Linked DNA regions of Mus musculus: region 1 is linked to region 2. The links are chromatin loops, found by intact Hi-C in ENCODE. Cell type or tissue: left cerebral cortex. All regions are shown on one strand. Links, peaks and the distances in the headings refer to the core of each region. The heading gives the core; the rest is flanking DNA.

Region 1 (12,017 bases), core at 2,173-10,172, 600 kb before region 2:
ACACACATGAACATACACATATACACAGAGACACACATAGACACAAATATACACATACACATACACACATACACATACAAACATACACACACATACACACAGATACATGCATACACATACACATATACACACATGCACATACACATATACACACAGACACAAACATACACATACACACAGACACATACACACATACAAACATACACACACACAGACACACACAGACACATACAAACATACACACATGCACACACATGCACACATGCATATACACACAGACACACACAGACACATATACATACACATACACACATACATATGCACACGTACAAACATACACACATGCACACACACATACACACACTCACACACGGAGGAAAAATACCATATGACTTGGAAGGAACTCGGTAGAATTTATGCTAAATAAACTGTGGCATAGTTACTGAAACACAAGACTGCACACATAGAGGGAGTATTTTCTAGAGGAAATAAAATCAAATACACAGAAGCAGATGGCGGGTGGCTAGAATGATGGCTGCTGAGGCTGCGGGAGGAGGGGGAGGTCGCTGTTCCACAGGCATAAAGTTTCATTTTCTCAAGGTAACCAACTACTAGAGAACAGCTACACACTGCTGTGCCTCCAGCTAACAGCTCTGTGGTGCACACTTCAAAAGTTGTTCAGGCTGAGTCAGGCACAGGGTTGCACTTGAAAGACTGAGACAGGAGGATTACACCATTGAGGGTACCGTAGGCTACTGAGTAAGAACCCGTCTCAAACAAAATAAGACAAAGCAAACGAGAATCACCTTAACGACATAGTTCTTATGTTATTTTTATCCAAATAGAGAGGGAAATATATAGTTAAGATAAAGCACTTTCAGATCACTCGAACCCATTGCCAATAGATGTATGCTAAAAGAAATTTAAAGTGAAATTCTTCAGGGAAAAAAAGTGATAACAAATGTAAATTTGAATCTATAAAAAGAATGACTACTGAAGATAGAATCTATGTGGGTAAGTATAAAAGATAACTTTTTTCATATTTAAAATTTTTGTATGGACGACTGACTGTCTGAAGCAGAGTTTTAAATATATCCTGAGGTCTATAAATGGGGCACCAAACTGTAAACACTAACAGGAAGCAAGGAGGAGCAGGCAGGATCTGCTAGGCACTTTTTATGTCACAGGAGAAGAAGTAAAATATCATATAAGGATGAGAGTGAGACAGAATACTAAAAATTATTCTGTTATGAAGGAGACAACTGTGTCCAAAGGGAACAAAGGACAGACAGGTCAAACACAAGCTGGTGACAAGATGGTGAGCTGGAACTGAGAATAAATAAAATGAAGGCACCATCTCAGCTACCCAGTTCAAACCCAGACAGAGGCTGTTAGCGTGCATCAGCAAAGCAAGACCTGACTCTACCATATCCAGGAAACCTGCTTTTATATTTAAGGCAGAGATAGGTGAAGGTGGACAGGCCTTGCTATACAAATAGATATTAATGACAGGAAAGCCAGGCTGACTATAGCACTAATAGACAATGGATGCTTCAGACCTGGGGATGTGATCAAGGCATTTAACAGTGATAAAGGAGCTCTCAAGGAAGACAAAACAACCCCGAATGGATCTGAGCTAAACAGAGAGGGCCAAGAGTAGGAACAAGAATCAGACAGAGGGAAAACCCAAGATGGGCAAGTGCAGAATTACAGTGGACTATCCCTGCCCTCCTCTCACTTAAGCATGGAACAACCAGAAAATAGCACAAGCCTGCAGCAGACTCCCAACAACCATGACCTACTTGATATTTATAGAACATCCCACACAACAAGGATATAACAAACACTGTCTTCAAATCTGCACAAAGCCTTCACCAAAACGGACTATGAACTGGGCCATAAGATTAATTGGTCATTAAGTCAAAGTAACTGGAGTTAAATAGAATATGTTCTTAGGTCACGACAGTAAAAACAAACAAATGAAAAAAAAACAAACCAAAACATAAATATATTAAGAAAAATTTCCAAAGAGTTTAAAAGTAACTAATTTCTCAAAACCAATGGCCAAAATAGAGATAGAGAAGAATTAGAAAACACTTCAAAATTAGTGCAAATGAAGATGTACGTGCTAACATTTGTGAATTATAACTAAAAAGGCTGCCCAGAGAAGTGCTATTTAGTTGATCATAATTTAGAATATCTTAAATTAGTAATCTAATTCTCTGTCTTGCAAGACTACAAAAGAAAGCAAATTAAAATTGAAGTACTCAGAAAGAAAGGGCAAGAATGAGATCAAAACTTACATCAAATGCACGGAAAACAGACAGGGAAGAGAGAAGACCCAATAGAAAGAAGAAAGGCTTTTCTAATAAGCTCCAGCGGAGAAGCCTCCATTGAGCTAGCTTGGCAGGCAGTGAGGCACAAACCACCAAGGTCAAGGATAAGAGCTAAAAAAAAAAAAAAAAAATGAAGAGTTGCCCTAAAAACATGAATGCACCGGGCAGTGGTGGCACACACCTTTAATCCCAGCACTTGGGAGGCAGAGACAAGCAGATTTCTGAGTTCGAGGCCAGCCTGGTCTACAGAGTGAGTTCCAGGACAGCCAGGGCTACACAGAGAAACCCTGTCTCAAAAAAAAAAAAAAAAAAAACCAACAACCAACCAACCAAACAAACAAACAAAACATAAATGCACAAAGTCCACCGAGATGGTTAGTTTTGTCAACTTGACACATCTGGGAAGAAGAAACCCCAGTTAAAAAAATCACCTCCATCAGACTGTCCCATGGGCATGTCTGTGGGCATTTGCTTGATTGCCAGTTGCCACTGTGGGTGGTACCACCTCTGGGCATGTGCGCTTGGGCAAGGTGCATGATGACGCCAGAGGAAGTACTCGAGTAAGCAGGGTTTCTCCATAGTCTCTGCTTCAGCTCCTGCATTCAATGTACTGGGCCCTTCCATATCAAAGGTTAATTAAGAAAAATGCCTGTCTTAGTTAGGGTTTCTATTGCTGTGAAGAGGCACCATGACCACAGTAACTCTTACAAAGGAAAACATTTATTTGTAGCTAGCTTATAGTTCAGAAGTTTGGCCCATTGTCATCATGACGTGGCACGACATGTTGCCATGTCAAGTATGGTGGCACATAGGCTAATGTGGTGCTGGGGAAGAAGCCAAGAGTTCTACATCTTGACTGGCAGGCAGCAGGAAGAAAGAATGACTTGAGCTTCGGAAGCCTCAGTCTGCCCGAAGTGACATTCTCAGTCCAACAAGGCCACACCTACTTTGACAAGGCCACACCTCCTAACAGTGCTACTCCCTATGAGTGTTCTGAGGACTATTAGCACAGGGAACTGCAGTTCCCTAAAGGCAATCTGATGGAGGCATTTTCTCAACTGAGGTCTCTCATCCCAGCTAACTCTAGCTTGTGTAAACCTGACCAAAAAAGCCCACCCTGGAGACTCCCTGACACCGTTTATGAACCCAGCATTACCCAGACGCCAAAGCCTAAGTTATCACTAGAAAGCTATCCATCAGTGGCATTTCCTAATATAGATGCAAGTGTTCTTGACAAACTACTAGTAAGTTAAATCTAGCAATCTAGACAAAAATTAATATGAGGGGTGGGCAGGGAGATGGATCAGCGGATGGAGTAGCTGCCCACCAAGCATGAAAACCTGAATTCAGACCCCAGCAGCCATGTATGAGCTGGGGGTGGGGTGGGTGGGTGAGCATCTGTAACTCGGTGGGCGTTTGGGGTAGAAACGGGCGGATCCTCAAGCTCACTGGTGGGATGGAGCTCCAGGGAAGTTTGGGAGCCCACGGGAACGTGCTATCTGCTTGTGGCTGTGAAAACGGGGCAGACACACTTATTAAAACTCAGTAACATGTGCTCTTAAAGCGGAGAGTGGAAAAAGAATGGAATAGCTCCAGCAACTAAGAGTCATGGACACCCGTAACAGTATGGGCAAACCACACAAAACACTGAGGGAAAGGTACAGGAGCATCAGCCATGCCATTCCATTTGTGTCAAGTCCTGAAACAGAGAGAGCCACCTATGGCTGCAGAATGAGAGGCAGACTGCATCTGGCTGTGGCTGGAGTTGCTGACTGTGGAGGGGCCTCGGGTCACTCCTGGGGTGAAGGATCTGTTTTGATTGAGTGTGAGTTGCACAACTGTTTATGTTTCCCAAGATCCTCTGGACCACGTAAAGATGTATGGGTTTCATTGTGTACAAATTATACTTCGATAATTTTCTCTTTAAAGTAGCAAGTGGTTTTTTTTTCTCTGCATGGTTTCTTTACAGTGTTTGTTTATAGAGATTGGCAAAACCTTCCCTTCTCTCAAGTTTTAGAAATACAGGGTTCAGAGCCGGGTATAGAGGCTCCCTCCAGGGCTGAGGAGGCTGAAGCAGGAGGATGACAACTTTGAGGTTAGCCTGGGTTATATGGTGAGGCTCCAACTCAAAACAAAACAAAGCAGAACAAAACAAAACAAAAAACAACTCCTCCAAAGCAAAACAACAACAACGAAACCAAACAAAGGATGAGGAAGAGAAAGTGGGTGGTGGAGGGATGGGGTGGGGGTAGAGGCAGTATTCAGGCAATCTTGTAACTTAGCTGAGATCATATAGTTGGGAAAAATTCAGTCTCTTTACCTCTATTCTAGTCTTCCACATCTGCAAAACACTATATAGTGTTATAGTGTTCTTTTTTTAAAAAATTGAACTCAGGGCCTTTGGAAGAGCAGTCAGTGCTCTTAACCACTGAGCCATCTCTCCGGTTGCTGTATAGTGTTTTTAACTGAGCCACAAAGCACAGCATAGCAGGACCTTCTTATAAATAAGGAAACAGAATATTGACCTCCATAGCCAAACCAAACCTACCTGTACCTGAGTCCGTAGTACTCAAACAAAAACAAGAAGATAAAAATATCCTTACAGTGATCTCTGCAGGCATAGGCTCAACGTGTAAATTGCAGTCACTGCCCCACAATTTTCTCCACCCTTTGTTAAATTGTAAAAGAAAGCCACTCTGGAGCAGAGAGCAATTCTGGTGGGCAATTCGCAGCTAACCAGCAGAGCTGCTGATGGCTTCTGTGCGGTGCCTGGGCCTATTAGGTTCAATCAGACAAGAAGCTGCCTTGTCACGGACCTGCATCAGCCCCTGCTCCCATCCCTACTGCAGTGTGCAAGCCCTCAGCCAGGCCAATTCTGCCTCCCTCACAGATGTTCCTGCAAGCCAGGTAATAGAAGCGATTGGCTTCTCGGCACAGAGTAGCACCTGGCCACTAATGGACTACAACTGATATGGAAGAAGCGGAGCTTCCGCGAAGTCTGCCCACGTGAAGTAGAAAACCCAGGGGCTCTGCTGTCAGAGCAACCATATTTATATTAATAAATTCACCTTCCGGGTCATTCAGTACTTTTGTTGCTGTTCTGGGTTTTCCCACTGGGCACGTGAGAAACACGTGTGAACCATATTCTGGATAACGTTACCACGGATGGGCTTAACAATTGCTGTAGGTAAGCTCTTGCTTTGCCTGCTTTTCAATTTCCGAATAGGTCCCGTCTTGAGTCTTCTGACCTCTAGATGGCGCTCTTCACATTCCATCTGAGGTTTCTGTCTCCACAAGTGCTCAGAAGAGGATGGGGATGGATGGCACAGATGCTAAAGGCTACATTCTCCAAGGAGGGTTCTCACCAAGAGAACAGTCTTTCCCTTCCTCGCCCTCCTTCCCTCTCTCCTCTCCTCCCTCCCCTCTCCCTCTCCCTCTCCCTCTCCCTCTCCCTCTCTCTCTCTCTTTTTCCTCCTCCTTCCCCCTTTTCTTCCTTCCCTCCCTCTTTTGTCCCATCAATGTTACTAAGTACCATCGCGCGCCCCGCATGGAAACTGCAAGGGCAAGGACGATAAAAATCCTGATTTCAGTTTCACCTAACAGCGGAGTTCACTGTGTAATGAGGTGAGCGCGAGGCAGTTTTAAAGCTCTATGATGAAGCAGACAGGAGACCCTGGAATGTTATGTTCCGTCAAAGTGAGAAGCAGCCATGTACACTATGGTAAAGGGCAAGACTTTCTGAGTCGTGTTTACGGCAGGGAGGAGACATGGTCAGAACTCAGGGATGGAAACATTCTAGCCTACGAGGGGGGTGGGGGAGAGCTGCAAAATTAGAACCCCACTCCACTGGCATGGCCTTCTCTCTGTCCCAAGCCTTTCTTCTTTCTCAGTATAATAAATACCACCACGATCCATCCAATCAGTCACCCAAGCCCCTCCCCACTGAACACCCTCTTCATTCCCGAGTCACCCCCATTGGATCATTAGGTCTGTGTTAACCTGACTCTGGCTGCTTTTCCTGATCCCTTCTACCATCACCCTGCGCAAAGCCCCTTGGTTTCTCTGCTCTTTGTTCTAACTTCCCTCACCCCATGCCCCCATTCCCAGCTGCTCTTGGGCCTCAGCAGGACGAGTCCTCTGTAGCCATTCTCCTTATGTTCCCGGTGTTCCTCATTCTTTCTCCTGTTACAGCTCGTTTGCCTTCTAGAACGTACCATCATTGACTCTCACCTTGTTGCTTTTTCATCAGCTAGCGCTGCCGTTCAAACACAAGCACCATGAAGGGAAGGACATCTCACTGCAGTGCCCTCATGGGCTAAAAGAGACCCAGTGTATGGGAACACGGTTTGTGTAGTGACCACGGCAATAGTTCAGATAAGTAATGGCAAGGGTTTGGACTAAACAGTTGGTAATGGCTTTGAGAAGCAGAAACATCAGTATATCATAGAAGCCTCGGTCGGCAGACTTGGTGGCTGAAGGAGTCCAGAGTGAGGAAAAGAAGTGAAAGAATCATTTTCTAATGGTGTCACTGGTATGATGCACTTCAATGAGAGGTTAGAAGCAACCAGGCTGGATGGGGCCAACAACAAGGACTGCATCTACGGAGCAGAGTAGGGTTCTAAAAGCATCGAACAGGCTGACTTAGATTACAGATGTTTCCATTTGCCATCGTGTTCCTGTGATTTTAGCATGCGGTTAAATATATCATTGGGGGGAGTGTCTTACTCTTTGTAAGATTATTACTTCTTTTAATTTTTGAGATTATAATTACATATTTCCCCTTCCCCTTCTCCCTGAAAACCCTCCCATAGAATCTCTTCCTCTCTTTTATTTTTACATAGTAAGTGTGTGTGTGTGTTCCTAAGTCCGCAAACACAGCCTACATAGTCTGAACGGTGTTACTTGTGTGTCCATGCTTTCAGGCTCACTGCTTGTGGTGAGATAACCGGTTGGCATGCTCTTCCCTGAGGAAAACTGTTTCTCCTGTTCGTAGCATTCCTTAGACTCTAGCGGTTTTTCTCCGAGTACGGCTGAGACCTCATGAGCTTTCTCCCATCCATGTGTCTATAAGTATCATCCCTGTTAAACTCAAGGTTTGGCAGCCATGCTGGCGACACCTTACGGATAAGGCTTCTGATATTCCTAGGAGGCCCAATCTCATAGCAGACTTTCTGTTTCTCTGGTTCCTACGATCTTTCTGCTCCTTCTTCCAAAATGTTCCCCAGGTCCAGGACTTGTGTCGTCATTATGTCATTGGGGACTCGGCTCCACAACTCTGCATTTTGACTGGTTGTGGTTTTCTGTCTTGGTCTATGTCTCCAAGAGAAATTTCCTTGATGAGGGGGAGGGGCTAGACTCTGCAGAAGGATGTGTGGGACCTGACTGGGTGGGGAGGTTCAGGAGAGGGCAGGGCAGGCTGGGTCCTGGCAGACACCTAAAGGTTGGTTTTGGAGCAGCCTGGGGTAGCCAAAGTAAGCTGAGACAGTGGGTATGGGACCCAGTTAGATCTGGGAAGGGGTGGGGAAGAACTTGTGGAAGGGAGAATTGGGTAGACTCAAAAATATATCACTTTTGACTCTATTCCTCCATTTCTACTTCAAACTCTTTGTATTTGTCTCTGGAAATATTTTCTTCTTTATATAATCAAAGAAATTCAGAAAGGTTGTATTATAATTGAACTTATCAAGCTTCTATATAAAATATTTTTTTTTCAGTTTTCTAATATTAAATCATTTTGTCTCCAGAACGTTTAGAGTTTTACCCCCAAACCCCTTGGCTTTTTCGAATCTTTAACATGCTGAGAGCTCAGGTAGTGAAGTTTACTAAATCAAAGAAGTAGAATATAGTTGAGGCAGAGAGGACGTCAAAGGTCACACAGTTTAACTGAGTGATGGAGAATTGCCCCCGTTGTAGCTTGCTCAGTGCCCAACTCTGAACAGAGCTGGAGGGAGACATGGTTAATCGTATCTACTGAATGGGACTGGCGACTCTTAACCCCTGTTCCCCCTGTTCCCGTGGCAGTTATAGTCTCACCTGTCACTACTCTATCAGGCCCCCTCACATGCTCATCTGACTTAGAAATGCAGTGAGTGTAGCTGTCTGCAAGTCCTCCCTCTTCTATTCTCCTCCACACCACTGCAGGATTTCTACGCAAACAGATGCTTTGTGTCCATGGCACCACTGGCTCCAGGAGTCTAGAGAGTCACCTCTGGAACAGAAATCAGGTAGAGAGTCAGAAATACTGTCAGACTTCTTCAGCTCATCTCAAAGTCTGCCTGGGCTCTCTGTTTCCTCTGTGGGACTGCTTAGAGTAAAATAAACAAGAGTTACACAGAATGGGACATACTACCTGTTTCCCACCACTGTGTGGGTGACATAGACCAGACTACCCAGTGTTTGAAACCCAGGCAGAACCACCTATCTGAAAGGTCTGTGCCCTGTGCCACAAATGGTACTCACTCCCTATATCCCGGAGGAACACATTCCAAGCAAACCCTGCTCCTAGCCCTTCTCAGAGACGCCAGAACTTTCACTCAGGAGCAATAAAAGCTCTAGACATCCATGGAACCAGAAGGCAGAGTTTATGTTCATAGCCCCCAGAGACCACCAAATGTTACAATTCTAGAACTGGGTGAGACCTGATCTAGCACAACCACCCACTTGCTTGTGGGTCATGTTGGGAAATTTCTCTGGGCATAATATATGCATCTTGTCAAGAGAGAGCTGAGTCTGGTCTCCATTATTTAAATGCCTTCCGAGTGGAGAGAAGGTTAACCTGCCTGTCTAGAGATGAGTTAAAATCATAGCTGACATTCAATGTCCTATATAATGTGACTCTGGCTTGTATTTATAGATTTGTAGGCTTCCCACAAGCAGATGTATATGCTGTCGTCCTCCTAAACATACCCCATGCTTTCCCATTTCCAAACCCTCTTCCATGCATATGCCTTCCCTCCAGTCCCTATTTCCTTCACTCTGGCAGGAGCCAGGAAGCAGGGGCCATGAAGGAATGTTCTTACTGGCTTGCTCCCCATGGCTTGCTCAGCCTGCCTTCTTATACAACCCAGGACTAACAGTCAAGGGGTAGCACTGACCACACCAACTATTAATCAAGAAACTGCCTCAGGAGCTTGTCCACAGGCCCATCTGTTAGGGGCATTTTCCAGTGGATGTTCCTTCCTTCAAGTGACTAGCTTGTGTCAAATTGACGAAACCAGCCAGGACAGTGGTAAAATGATCAAGGATGAAGAAATGAAGGATCAAGGAAACATGAAATGGGTTGCTAAGGGCTTCTGGGGTCCTGAAAGACTCAGCTGCTTCTGGTTCAGATGGAAAGAGAACGGCAGGAGAGATACAATGGGTCGCTTAGCTTTGGCTTTGGAGGCAGCCAGCTGCAGCCCCTGAGAAATGCCTTCCCGTTAGAAAAATAAGAAACCAACAAACCAAACCAAGTTGGTGGAGGGAGTGATCACATCAGCCCCTTGTTCCTTCACCGGTGTGTCACCCAAGTAAAACTCAATGGCTGGGACATGAAATGAGCAGATCTTCACTTCCCACCCCTCAGTAAAGCCGTTGGGAATAGACATGTGCATGCACACACACACACACACACACACACACACACACACACACACAAATATACACATGTACACACACTCGAGCACAATGTATCAGATATCAAGGATAAAGTAGAAGTTTGTGTGTACTCAACTGTAGCACAAAAAGTGTCATTCAGGGTTCTCTCTCACCACGGGGTTTTTTTACGATGGAGAAATGGGGCTAGCAATACACGAGCAATAAATACTCATTTCTAATGTTTAGCTCTGTTTTGGTTCAAAGCCAAGATTGTAGATAAGAATTTATTTCAGCTGGATTTATACCATTCCTGGCATCAACAAGATTTCCTTTTAATGCTGCTGAAAAGGATTGGGCTGGCTACTGCAAACCTGGCACATGGCCCCAGAAATTCTGGCAGGGAAATGGAAGTGTCCACAGGAATGGTAGACAGCTGGAAAGGGCATGGCCTGAGCAGGGCTGACTATGGCGAAGGCCAGAGAGGAGCAGTGTAGATCAGGAAGAGGGAGAAGAATTTATGTCACAACAGGCTCTCCTTGTCACGGGTGGAGCTTGTCACTCTGAGTCCCCGCATCTCCCAGGGCTCATTTATTTTCTGAATCCGTACAGAATTATAGCTTGGTGTAGTTTGAGTAGGTTTTGACTTTTCTTTTGTTTTGCAGATTTATTGGGATATTCTTTCTAATACCTTAAACTCTACCTATTGCAAGTAAGGAACTTGATGACCTCTACGACATTTATAGAGTTGGACAACCATGGTCACAATCCATTTTGTAACACTATCATCCTAGAATCCTATTAAGAGTGCCCTTGTGAGGTGATCGAACTCCCCTCCCCTCCCACCTTGCCAGGAATCTGCGTTTCATCACTGTGATGTGCCTTTTCTCGACACAGAACACACACAGAGCCGTGTTCTCTGTAGAGCCTTTGCACTGGCTTTTTAGAGCAAACTGCTTGAAGTCAATCCACATCACACCACATACCAGTGTCTCATCCTTCTTACATTGCACTGAATTCTGAACCGAGTCAGAAAGCACATCCTTTCTTCCGATATTTATATTAGTTCCAGTTTGGAACTATTATCGATAACACGGCTGTGAACATTCACCTACAAGATACTTTTGTTTGTTTTGGACAGTTTTCTCCCAGTAAAACTTCTAGACCTTCAGAAGGTTTATGTTTAATTTTTTATAAAAATGACAAGAGGGAGGAGGAGGAGAAAAAGAAGAGGAGGAGGAGGAAGAGGAGGAGGGGGATGGGGAGGAGGAGGGGGAGGAGGAGGAGGAGGAGGAAGAGGAGAAGGAGAAGGAGGAGGAGGAGAAAAAGAAGAGGAGGAGGAGGAGGAGGAGGAGGAGGAGGAGAAAAAGAAGAGGAGGAGGAGGAAGAGGAGAAGGGGGAGGGGGAGGAGGAGGGGAGGAGGAGGAGGAGGAGGAGGAGGACAAGGAAGACAATGACTTAAGTGAGGTGTTTGTAAAGTGTGGATCACATTCATTTCTGCCAGGATCCTACAGGCACTTTGCTTTCTTCATGTCTGCATGGAAGTCGATTTTATCTGTTTGCTGCAGTTGTCAGGTGCATGTGTGTTGTGCGGCGGGCTGCAGTGAGACTTCAGTGTGCGTCTCCTGATGACTAAGGCGGGCTAACATTGAGCATCCTCTCCTGTATCTACACACTAGCCTTACATCTTCTCTGATGAAGCATTTGCTCAAGTCTTTTATCCACTCTTAATCTGGCTGTTTGTCATATCAAGCTGTAAAACCTCTATTTATAATCTGGCTATAAATCCTCTATCAGATATGCATTTTGTAAATATTTTATCTCACTCTATGGCCAGTCTTTTAGTTTAATTTGGATCCTTTCTCCATGCAGAGAGGCTTCTAAATTTAATTAAGGGTAGTATGTCAGGATTTGTACGGTTTTCACGGCTCTTGTTTATGGCTCTATAGAGACTTACCCATGATTCCACCAAGATTCTCCTCCTAGGTTGACTTCTAGAAGTGTCACAGTTGTGGGTCTTGTGTTCAGACTTCATCCCATTTTGAGTTAATTTTTACTGTGTGAGGTGAGAGATGGATGTAGGTTCACAGACACCCTTGTCATCTTGGC
Region 2 (12,017 bases), core at 1,820-9,819:
TGGAATTCATCCCTGGCTGGACAACTGGAGCCAGCTACAGTGTACCTCATCCACCTGCCTGGTGTCTTCATTGGCCCTTCAGAGCTGTCTCTCATCTGTCCTCAGGCTGCTCCTCCCTTCTCCCATGAAACCAGGCCCCTTTGAAGTTGGTGTCTCCCCTCCAGCTGCCTGAAGTATACCTCCTCAATCAGGGTGACTACTGAAACTTAGATTTCCCACAACATTCTGCTCTCAGAAGGACTCACCAACCATGCTGTCCAGAATTGGCCTCAGCCTCCCAAATACCTGGAACTATGGCAGACAGCCCCCTATCTCACTTTATACTTTAAACTGTGATTTTTGTGAACCCCATCCTAACTTCTTGACTGAATCATATGTCCAAGGAAAACAAGAACCCGCTTTTGGTGTGTTTTTGTTCTTTTTGACAGGGTCTCATTCAGCCCAGCTGGCTTCAAATTCAGGAGGTAGCTAAGGATGGCCTTAACCTTCCGATCCTCCTGCCTCAGCCTCAGAGTGCTGGGATTATATGCATCATGCCTAGCAACTTCGATCATTTTTATTTATTTCTATATCATCAGAAGATAGCACAAAAATTTAATAAGGATGCAAGGCATGTTGGTAAATGCATGTAATCCCAGGACTCTGGAAGCAGGGGTAGAAAGATCACAAGTTCAAGGCCATCCTCGACTATATAGCAAGACCTTGTCTCAAAGAAAATAAAAAAGACAAGAAGAAGAAGAAGAAGAAGAAGAAGAAGAAGAAGAAGAACAACAAGAACAACAAGAACAAGAAGAAAGAACAAGGACAAGAAGAAGAAGAAAGAACAAGAACAAGAGGAGGAGGAGGAAGAAGAGGAAGAGGAAGAGGAAGGGGAAGGGGAAGAAGAAGAAGAAGAAGAAGAAGAAGAAGAAGAAGAAGAAGAAGAAGAAGAAGAAGAAGAAGAAGAAGAAGAAGAAGAAGAAGAAGAAAGAACAAGAACAGGAGGAGGAGGAAGAAGGAGAAGGAGGGGGGAGGAAGAAAGTGGTGGTGATGCTGATGATAGTAGGGAGGGGATGAAATTCACTAGGGAATTACCTAGCAAAAGACAGGTAAAGACACGAAATGTCACGGGAGTTCCAAAGCAAAGGTTCACTGAAGGTGACTCAGAAGGGCCCTGAAAAGAGCTCCAACTGAATAGAGTCTTGGAGGGCAGAAAGATAGACATCAGAAGGACACTCTGGAAGGTGGAACAGAATAAACTCTGGGGCTAAAAAGAAGTGACCAAAGCATGTTTGGAGGACCAGTCTGGCAGGACCTGTGGGTTCCTGGAAGGCCTAGAGTAGAAGAGAAAAGAAGGTGAGTGTACCTGGGTAACATCCACTCCTTAGTCAGCACAGATGATCACCGCAGCACTCCTGGGCCTCAGTGGGAGAAGAGAAGCCTTGTCCTCATGTTCCCAGCATGTGAGTCTAGCCACCCGGCTAGGTTATAAATAACAACCTCCACTCACTGCACACCTGCTGTGTATGAGGCCCTGAGCTACAAGCTTCTCCCCACAGTCAGGGCTCCTTCCCACAGCCCTGGAAACATTGTATTGTTGTCCGCCTTGTGTAAGCAGGAAGCTTAGGCCAGCAGGGGTGAAAGCTGTCGCCCAAGGCCTGACCTCAATCCCTCCTTCCTAAGACCAGGTGCACTGGGGTCACAGAGTCAGGGAGAACACCCTGTAAACCAGCCCACGACACCGCCACCATGTTGTGTACCAGCAAAGCAGGCTGCTTCTCCCAAATGCCTATGGAGAAGCTCAGAGTAAGCTTAAGGTAGATACATACATACATACATACATACATACATACATACATACACACATCAAGAGATGAAGACACTACACTCACACAGAGAGCAGAAAGGCCGAGGGAAGGTACCCTTATAAATTGTACTTAGAAGGCAGAGGCAGACAGAGCTCTGTGAGTTCAAGTCCAGCCTGGTTAACATATAAGTTCAGGCCAGCCAGTGATATATATATGTGTGTGTGTGTGTGTGTGTGTGTGTGTGTGTGTATACACACACACACACATACATAGTGAGAGACCCTATCTCATATTTATATATATGTATATGTTATATATGGATAATATGTATATAATATATAAGATATAATAAAAGATGAAGAATAATTGAAGAAAACACCCAGTATAGACCTCTAGACTCTACCTACACATGCAAACACATGCACATACTTATAATACACACATGACCTAAAATTTTAAAATATATATATAGAGAGGGGGAGGCAGAGAGAAGGGGGAAGAGGAGAGGGAGAAGGCTCAAAAAAAAAATACAAAAATGTCATAATGGAACCTGTTACTTTGTATGCTAACTTAAAATGAATAAAAAGATGTAACGTATAAATTGACTGGGTGCTGAGATCATGTTACACTGTTAGTTTAGGTGCTACTGGAGGCCCTGGAGACTTTCATCCTGGTCCTCCAAAATGGGGAGCAGGGATGGACAGAAACTTGCCCAAGGCTTCACACGTGGCGGAAGGGAGGGAGCAGATAGGCTCAGTAAAGATGGAGACAGACAGATGCTCTACGAAGCTTCCAGATCCAGCCCTACTTCTCTCTCAGTAAGCTTTGTAGCATTAAAGATAATTTATTCTAGTGCCATCTCCCTAACCAAGAAGGCGGGTAAAAGTAAGACCCCAAGGACAAGTATAGATCATTAACAGTAAATCCAGCGTATGTGTGGCAAATGCATTTGGCTTACCATAAATTACCACATGAACACTAGTTGTTAGTATTAATATTACATCTCTGCTCGCAGAGTTCAAGAGCCCTCCCAAGCAGACCAAATAGAAGAAAAGACAACAGCAGACCATTCTGAAGCACTCCCATTGTTCCTGGCCTTGTGCACAGTGGGTCTTCAACTAAAAGAACTGAGTAACACTTGGAGTTGTACATACCCCAATGTCCTTCCCTCTCTCACCCCACCCACCAACTCTAGACTCAGCCACATCAAGCACCAGGACCAGGCTGATATAGGAAGTGTTGTGATTGTCTGACTCCTGCCTGCTGCATTCCTCAGCTAAATATAAATGATTTGCCAAGTCCATTGTTTGAGATGCTCCACAATCCCTCTCCTATTGCTCGCACCTGGAAAACAAACACACACACACACACACACACACACCCTTCCCGGAGGCTGTTCTGAATAGAGAAGGAGCAGACAGGTCTGTAGGAATCAAAGCAAGAGTTCTTTGTGCTTTCCACTAGTCCAGGAATGCTGCCTGGAGGAGGAAATGCCTGAGTCACCCCAGGGGAGGGGGCAGATGCAGGTCAAAAAGGCAACTTTAGTTCTCTGAGCCAAGAAAGGTAAACTGCTGCATTCTTGCCCACGGTGTGAAGAGGCAAGATCATTCCAGCTTTGCGGAGAGCTTACTACACCAACTGCCAACTTCTCCAGTCATCTGGAGAAAGATGCTAAAGAGATCAGTATCCTTCATAATAGACAGAAGCGAAGGAAAACTCTGGTCCATGATGCACGGCTACAATTGCCGCTGTCACAAGCTGTTGCTTGTTTAGACTTTTTTTTTTCAACCACATGAAAGTTTTTTTAAAGGCCCAAACTTGAGCGCACAGATGGGCTACATCGCAGATCGAGGGGTGTGCCAAAGCCCTGTCACTCTAAGAGCCTCTCGGCCAGCAGTAGCCTGAGGAATAGCTGGGGGGTTCAATGGGTCTGTAGACAGGCCCAGACCGTGTCTGCGGCCCTGGGTGAACCGTCTCCAGCCGGTCTACGAGATCCCTGACGGCTCCGGGGGGGATCTCCCTTCCTGTGGCATCTAGGGTCTCCCATCCCTGGGCTGGGGAATAAGGCGGCTGAGGTCCACAGCCCTGCAGCCCCACATTCCTGAGACCTCGCTGACCCTCACCAAGAGCCTGGGGGGCGCGGTGACAAGCCCCTCACGTCCCGGCCCCTTCCCGCCCCTCCTCTGTCACCCCTCCCTCGACCCACCCTCCTACCTCCCCCACCCCGGGGAGTTCCGCCTCCCCGGGCGCCCCCAGACTCCCACCCTGCTAGGAATCCGATCGAGGCCGGGCCCCGCCTGCGCCGCGCTGAACCCCAGCAACTTCGCGCGCCCCGGAGCCCCGAGTCGCCAGCCCGCCCGGGCCGCACTCACCGCGCTTGGACTCGGTGTGGCGCCCCGGCTCCGCTCCCTCCCGCACCGCGGCGGCCAGCGGAAACGGGGGGCGGGGCCGGCAGGCGGAGGGGGTGGGGCCTCACCGGGCGGCGGGGCGGGGGTCTGGCTGCACGGGGGCGGGACCAGTAAGGGGCGGGGTGGGAGGGGCGGACAGAATGGGGACCAGGCGTCCGAGCTGTGGGAGGACCCGGCTGCCAGAGGCAAAGCAAAGACGATTGAAAGAGGCGAAGGCCTCAGGGGAGCCCCCTCCACAATGGCCATGTGTCCCGCGTAAGCACTGGAGGGAGTACGGTGCTGTTTTCCTCTCGGGGTTCTAGGAACCTCCCTCTGCACCCCGATTCCCTGTTCTCCTGTTCTCCCAAGGTGGCACTACTGCGCCAGTCGCCTGCGACTATCTGACGGCCCCGCCCCCTCCTGGGGCTGGACCGAGGGAGGGCAGGGCCTGAAAGGTGGAACTCGTGGGCTGGGCACTCACACAAGCTACCCCAAGGCTGCCGAACCAGGGTCTCAGCTTTCCGGCTCGTGTCCGTCTTCGGGCCTCACCATCCTCACCCCGCACCTAAGAAATACTTGCCTGGTATTTCGGGAGGACTATTTGAGATGTTGACCACGCGGGTGTGAGTTAGATAACTGCCCTAAGATACCCTGTTGGAGGAGCGGCTACCTCCACTTGAGCTAGAGACTCCAAGGGTTAGCGAAGGACACTCGAGGGAGGGACCGAGCGGAAGCAGGAGATTCATCTCTGGCCTACCTTCCTGCAGGCATAGATTCATATAAACACCTCATCTAAACTTGTTTCTGAAGTGGACCCTAAAACTCTCGCCTCTCTGTTCGTATTGTCATAGAAAGTTTTCTGTTCTCATAAGTGCACTGAAATCTCAGCAGAAGAAGAATGTTTTGAGACAGATCTCACCGTGTAGCTCTGGCTGGCCTGAAACTCACTATGTAGACCAGGCTAGCCAGGACCTCACTGAGTGGATCACCCATGCTGACCTCCAATTCACAGAGCTCTTTCTGCCTTTGCTTCCTTCCTAGGTGCAAGGATTAAAGACATCCCACCATGCCCAGTGGAAGACAACTTTTTCTTTCTTTGCTTTGCTTTGATAGTCGCTGGCTATGTTGCTCAAATGGCCTCCTGAGGGGCTGGGACTGTGAGCACAGGCCACCAAATCCAGCTTGAGATAAAGTGTTTAAATCGCAAGGCTCACCCCTGTATTCTCCAGCTACCTGGCTGTTTCCACTTCTCTCCTGGGTTACCTCACATGGTCTTGCTTGTTTCTGTTAGACTTAACCCATAATCCAGCCCCTAGAACTCTCATTTCCCACAGAGAGAAATGGTCTCCTCTCTTCCTTCAGAGTCTCATTCACACCCAATCCCTGGGATGAAATCTTGCCAGGGTGACCCCCACCGGCAGCACTACGAGGGATCAGCTCTGCCTACTTTGCAGTTGAGGGGGTACAGAGAAGAGGCCTGGTGATGGAATCAGACAAAGCAGCCTGCTAAGGTGCAAACTCCCAGATTCAGAGCCACATGTGTCTGATCCTGCCTGCCTCTTCTAGGCCGTGGGCTCTAGGCCATGGGCTCCTCACACCAATAGCACCCCTCCAAGTTTAGGACATGTGAGGATTGTCTAAGATAATGAAAATGGATTGGGTGAATGCTAATTCCACCCCTACACACACACACACACACCTCACTTGAAAGGAACATGAGCAGATCTGACATCTTGGAATTACGAGAACCTTGAGATATCTCTCCTCAGTCGTAAGCCAGGTAGCCCAACTCACTTTGACACAGCCAGGCACAGAGAGAGCTGGGAGCCTGTAGAGCTCATAGCTTCAGGAAAATGCTATTGGAAACGCTGAAGGAAAAGGAATTAATTATTCAGCACAAAGAAGCAAAGTGACCTATGAGCTGTGTGGTAAGCATGCTGTGATTGTGTCCACTGAAGGGAAAACGCAAATAAACCTTACAGTGAAGCTTTTGGAGAAAGAACTCCAAAACCCATGGGTACCAGGCTTCTGAAGAATTCCACTATGTTTCAGAAACAGTGAAGGATAACTGTATATTGAGCTAGATACACATACAGGAAGTTCATCCAAGTTCTGGGGGCACATTACATCCACTGCTCTTGCCCTGGCATGGCTTTTAATAATTCTGCTTTTGCTCTCAGGATACCCTAATTTGCACAATAAATTATATGCCACTTTAACTATGACCACAGGCGATACTCGGAACAGCTCCTCCCAGCCCCGAATGCCAATGATATTTCTGGCTTTTCTGGGTCTCCCAGAGTTTCGTAAGATAGAAAGTTGGTTTATCCCCTTAAAATTACCATACCAAATCAAAAATGATAATAAGCAAAAAGTACATTTGCAGCCAGCCGCCCCAAGTCAAGGGACAGTGGCTGATGGATGGTGCCACCTCATGGGAAGAATTGGTCCTGCAAGGACACTGAGTTTCCTGTAGACTGTGACAGCTAACATCTACCAAGAGCTTGTGTGCCACCACTGTCTCCACAACAACCTCTACCATCCCATCATTCTATAGAAAGGGAGATTGAGCCTCAGAAAGCCAGGGAATTCCTCTCAGGCCATTCAAACGGCAACAAAGACTAAGCGAGGAGGCCGGGGAGGTGACTTAATTGATAAAATGTTTTACTAAGTATGAGGACCTGAACGTAATACGTCCGTTGGTAATCCCCCAGTAAGGAGCTCTGACAGGAGGATAGTGGGGACTCACTAGACAGTGGGGCAAACTCCAGACCCTAACTCAACAAAGAAGATGGAAAAGAATAGGAAAAGACACCACACTGACCTGGGGGGTGGGGCGGGGGGAGAGGATGATGATGATGATGATGATGATGATGATGGAGGAGGAGTAACAAGTCTTTGTTTTAGGTGTTACTGGTGTTGGCTGGGAAATGTAGCTCTGAGTAGACCACATGCTTCGCATGCACCAAGGCCTTTGATTCAGTCCCCAATACAAACAAACAAATAACTTTGCTCTTTAATCGCTGAATCTGGCAACTGTGCCCATTTCATTGATCATAGATAAAACAATTGCAAAACATTCATTAGCAGGCAGTTGGAGCTGCATAGCAACTCCCTCTCTCACAAACAAAAGCAAATGAACAGAGAACAAAATAAAACATGCACTGAATCAAAGACTGGCAAACATAAAGGCCCAGAGAGTAAATACTTCTGGCTCTGTAGGTATACATTCTCTGTCCCACTCATGCAGAACAAATTGTACAAAAACCATAACTGTACAAAAATAAATGAACATGACTGTGTCCCAATAAAACTTTATTTACAAAAACAGGAACTGAACTTCAGTCTGCCAACTCCACCTCCAACTAGTGTCTTTTTCATATTGGGGTGTGCCAACTCCTGCCTAGCCTCAGATGTATTGTGGGAGTGGGGAATGTAAAACACAGAAAAAGATTAATCATTGAGCATAATGACTACCAGTAATCCTATCAGCATGTATATACATGTATGCGACGATCAGCAATTCTATCAGCATGTATATGCATGTATGTGACCAAAAATGGGCCCGCACCCACAGAAGGAGTGCCTCTCAAGTAGAGACAGGTTTAGGGTGAGTTTTATAAGGTCTTGATTAGACCTGCCTGAAGAAAAGCAGATTCTGTGTCTGGGTCAGCATGGACTGTGTAAAGAGAGAAAGGCATTCCTCAAACCACAACAGGAATCCCAGAAGTCAAGGAAAGCAGAGCTCCCCTGCAGGAGACCTTCCGGTGAAGCAATGCTGTGGGCATTCCTCTCCTGTGGTGCAGAGCATGAAGAAGCACATGGTAACTATCTGTGAGGGGAGGGGACAGGGGGAGGACATGCATGCGGGCACTCACCAGCAGAGCATGTGGCTAGCAACTGTGAAATCCTAATGGTTGCTTGAAATCAATAAGTACAATAGTGATGGACACATTAGCCATGTTTACCATCAGTTTTCTCATTGAGCAACTATAGAATGTTAGTCTCTGCTCATTGAGGGCAGTGACATAGTTTAAAACTCACACCTCAGATTCTACCCTGGAGAGCACGTATAAAAAGACTGCTCAAAGATGTCCCTCAACAGAGGAGTGGATACAGAAAATGTGGTACATTTACACAATGGAGTACTACTCAGCTATTAAAAACAATGGATTTATGGAATTGTTGGACAAATGGATGTATCTGGAGGATATCATCCTTAGTGAGGTAACCCAACCACAAAAGAAGTCATTAGATATGCACTCACAGATAAGTGGATATTAGCCTAGAAACATAGAACACCCAAGATACAATTTGCAAAACACAAGAAAATCAAGAAGAGAGAAGACCAATGGGTGGATACTTCGTTCCTCTTTAGATTGGGAACAAAACACCCATGAAAGGAGTTACAGAGACAAAGTTTGGAGCTAAGACAAAAGGATGGACTATCCAGAGACTACCCTACCCGGGGAGCCATCCCATAATCATCCACCAAACCCAGACACTATTGCATATGCCAGCAAGATTTTGCTGAAGGGACCCTGTTATAGCTGTCTCATATGAGGCTATGCCAGTGCCTGGCAAATACAGAAGTGGATGCTCACAGTCATCTATAAGATGGAACACAGGACCCCCAATGGAGAAGCTAGAGAAAGCACCCAAGGAGCTGAATGGGGTCTGCAACCCTATATGTAGAAAAACAATATGAACTAACCAGTACCCCCAGAGCTCATATCTCTAGCTGCATTTGTAGCAGAAGATGGCCTAGTCGGCCATCACTGGGAAGAGAGTCCCCTTGGTATTACAAACTTTATATGCCCCAGTACAGGGGAATGCCAGGGCCAAGAAGCAGGAGTGGGTGGGGAGGGGAGCAGGGCAGAGGGAGGGTATAGGGAACTTTCAGGATAGCATTTGAAATGTATATAAAGAAAATATCTAATAAAAATTAATTAATTAATTTAGGAAAAAAAAAAAGACTGGTCAATTCAAATCATGGTGGTGGGAGTAGAGAGGAAGCTCAGTGCTTAAGAGCAGGCTGCTCTTCCAGAGGACCTGGGTTTGATTGCCAGCACTCACGTGGCAGCTCATAACCCTCTCTAACTCCAAATCCAGGACATCTGATGGCTTCTAGGGGTGCTGTACCCACATGGTACACAGTTGTGATTGCTGACAAAGCATTCATACATATAAAATAAAACACACGGTAGTGCATGGGCGGCAGAGGTAGGTGAGTCTTTGGATTATAGGCAAGTCAGGTTGATGTAGTGAGTCCCAAGCCAGTTAGGACTACATAGTGAGGTCCTGTCTCAATAAATAAATGAATGAATAAATAAACATAAATAAACAGGAACTGAAGAGATAGCTCAGAGGTCAAGATCCCTGCTCTTCTGGCCTCTGAGAACACTAGACCTGCAAAGGTTTTACAGACATACATGCAGGAAAAACACCCATACACGTAAAATAATGATAAAATAATTTAAAGATATAAAATAAAACCTTTAGCCAGGAATGATGGCCACCACTATAATCCTAGCACTTGGGAGTCAGGAACAGGCGGACCTCTATAAGCTCAAAGCCAGTCTAGTCTACACAGTGAGTTCCAGTCCAGAGAAGGCTACAGAGTAGACTCTCAAAAATAAAATAGTAAATAAACACTACACCCAAACGTGAGCTTGCCATAGCACTGAAAAAGCCAGTGATGCGGGGGGTGGGGGGGTGGGGGCTTGATCTAAGATACAGACAGAGACTCACATAAGCAGAGGAGCACACCTGCCAGGCTCAGGAGTTCCATGTGTATTTATGCTCTTTACTAAATAAGTCATCACCGAAGTGTTTCAAACAAGAGAGCAACACTTGCCGTGTGTGTAGTGGCGCATGCCTGTAATCCCAGCACTTAGGCTGAGGTAAGCAGATCACAAGAATCACGAATTATAGGCCATTGTGTGTGACATTAAAAAGAGAGTGATGTGATCAGATTTGCATTTTGAACCTCTGACTCTGGGTGGAGTAGAGAAGGGATTAGAGGGAACTCAGTTTTAAAAACGGATACAGGAGACTTCAACAATAAAGCTAAAAACGGAGCTTTGTCTTGGTTGGTAGAGGTGAAGGAGGGAGGAGCCACCTGGATAGATCTGAGAGAACTCAGAAGTGAATTGTACAGATCCACGGTGGACGTGAAAGACTGGAAAAAAGAAAGGTCAAGAGCTGGCCTTGGTGGTGCCGGTGTGTGATCCCTCTGCCTGTGACAGGAGATGGTGTGGAGGGCAGCAAGCCAGGAAGGGAGGCAAGAGGTGGGGGCTCAGGCTTCTGACTGGTGTGAAAAGGTAGCTGGTAGGTCATTTGCTGAGGTGTGGAACGAGATGTTTAACAGGGCATCAGAGAGTTGAAGGAAGATGAGAAATAAGCAGAAGGGGAATTTTGATGGAAGTCATTTCTTCACTATGACCAGGCAGAAGTGCTGGTGGAGAGAGCTGAGATGAGAGTGAGAGCTGAAGCCTAGTTGGCCATCATTGGGAAGAAAGGCCTGTTGGTCTTGCAAACTTTATATGCCCCAGTACAGGGGAACGCCAGGGCCAAGAAGTGGGAGTGGGTGGGTATGGGAGCAGGGCAGGGGGAGGGTATAGGGAACTTTTGGGATAGCATTTGAAATGTAAATAAAGAAAATATCTAATTAAAAAAAAATAAGAGAAAAAAATTGCTGGGCCCACAGATTGCTCTGTGGGTGAGAGCACTTGTTCTTCCGGAGGTCCTGAGTTCAATTCCCAGCAGCTACACTGTGAACCTTAACCTTCTATACTTAGATCTGAAGCCTGCTTCTGTCATGCAGATGGACAGGAAGACAGAATACTCATATACATAAATAATATTTTTTAAAAAATGAGGACTGGTCGGGTGTGGTGGTACACACCTTTAATCCCAGAACTCGGGAGGCAGAGGCAGGCAGATTTCTGAATTCAAGGCCAGCCTGGTCTACAAAGTGAATTCCAGGACAGCCAGGGCTACACAGAGAAACCCTGTCTCGAAAACAAAATGAGGTCTGATAAGGAAAGAAAGGAGGGAGGGAGGGAGGGATTTAAGAGAGAGAAAGAAAGAGAGAAAGAGAATATTGCCTAACTCAGGCATAACGGCACATTGGCACATACCTGGGGTCTCAGCTTCTTGGGGGAATGTGAACATAAGTAACAAAGTAAGATCCTGTCTCAAAAAAAAAAAAAAAAAAAATGGAGGTGTGTGCCTGATGACTGCTCTTCCAAAAGAGCTGAGTTCTAATCCCAGCAACTGTGCTGGATGGCTAATAAATGGCTATAAATTCATTTTTAGGTGATCTGGTGCCCTCTTCTGGCACCAATACACATAATGTACATACATACATACATACATACATACATACATACATACATACATACATACAGGGAAAGCACACCCATATACATATACACGAACACAAAGAAGTAAATAACTTTTAATTTATTTATATTTTCTTCTCTTATATATTACATCTGGACCACAGGTCCCCAATGCCTCCAGTCCTCCTCCCACGTCTTTCTTTTCCCCCACACCCACTTCTCCCATTTCCCTTCAGAGAAGCATAAGCCTCCCAGGGCTATCAACCAACACATGGCATAACAAGTTACAGTAAGACTAGGCGCATACTTCATATCAAGGCCAGATGAGACAACACAGTAGCAGGAAAAGGGTCTCAAAGTAGGCAGGAATCAGAGACAGACAGCCCCTGCTCCCACTGTTCATAGTCCCACAAGCACATCAGCCTAAACCACTATAACACATGCAAGGAGCCCAGGTCACTCCCATACAGGCTCCCTGATTGTCCCTTCAGTCTCGG

What was found. A loop is a pair of places that touch in the nucleus more often than their neighbours do. Peaks named below come from ENCODE experiments on the same cell type or tissue, not always from the same donor. Only the 100,000 strongest peaks of a DNase experiment are listed, where the experiment ranks them.
Region 1: a loop joins it to region 2, with 2.2 times the contacts of the local background. A loop is called at or near these places in 3 of 42 quality-filtered maps.

The regions. Positions count from the first base shown.
Region 1 is chr6:127,536,573-127,548,589 of GRCm38, forward strand. No RefSeq gene overlaps it. Among named protein-coding and RNA genes, the nearest start is that of Cracr2a, 19 kb to the right of the region's middle. In left cerebral cortex, for the core only: a CTCF peak has its summit at 5,581 (motif pointing right); DNase peaks (open chromatin) are centred at 5,593 and 9,263.
Region 2 is chr6:128,139,355-128,151,371 of GRCm38, forward strand. It overlaps a transcript of Tspan9 not described here. Among named protein-coding and RNA genes, the nearest start is that of 9330102E08Rik, 38 kb to the right of the region's middle. In left cerebral cortex, for the core only: CTCF peaks have their summits at 4,591 (motif pointing left) and 6,607; DNase peaks (open chromatin) are centred at 3,441, 3,604, 4,228, 4,486 and 1 more place; H3K4me3 peaks cover 1,754 bases; H3K27ac peaks cover 1,310 bases.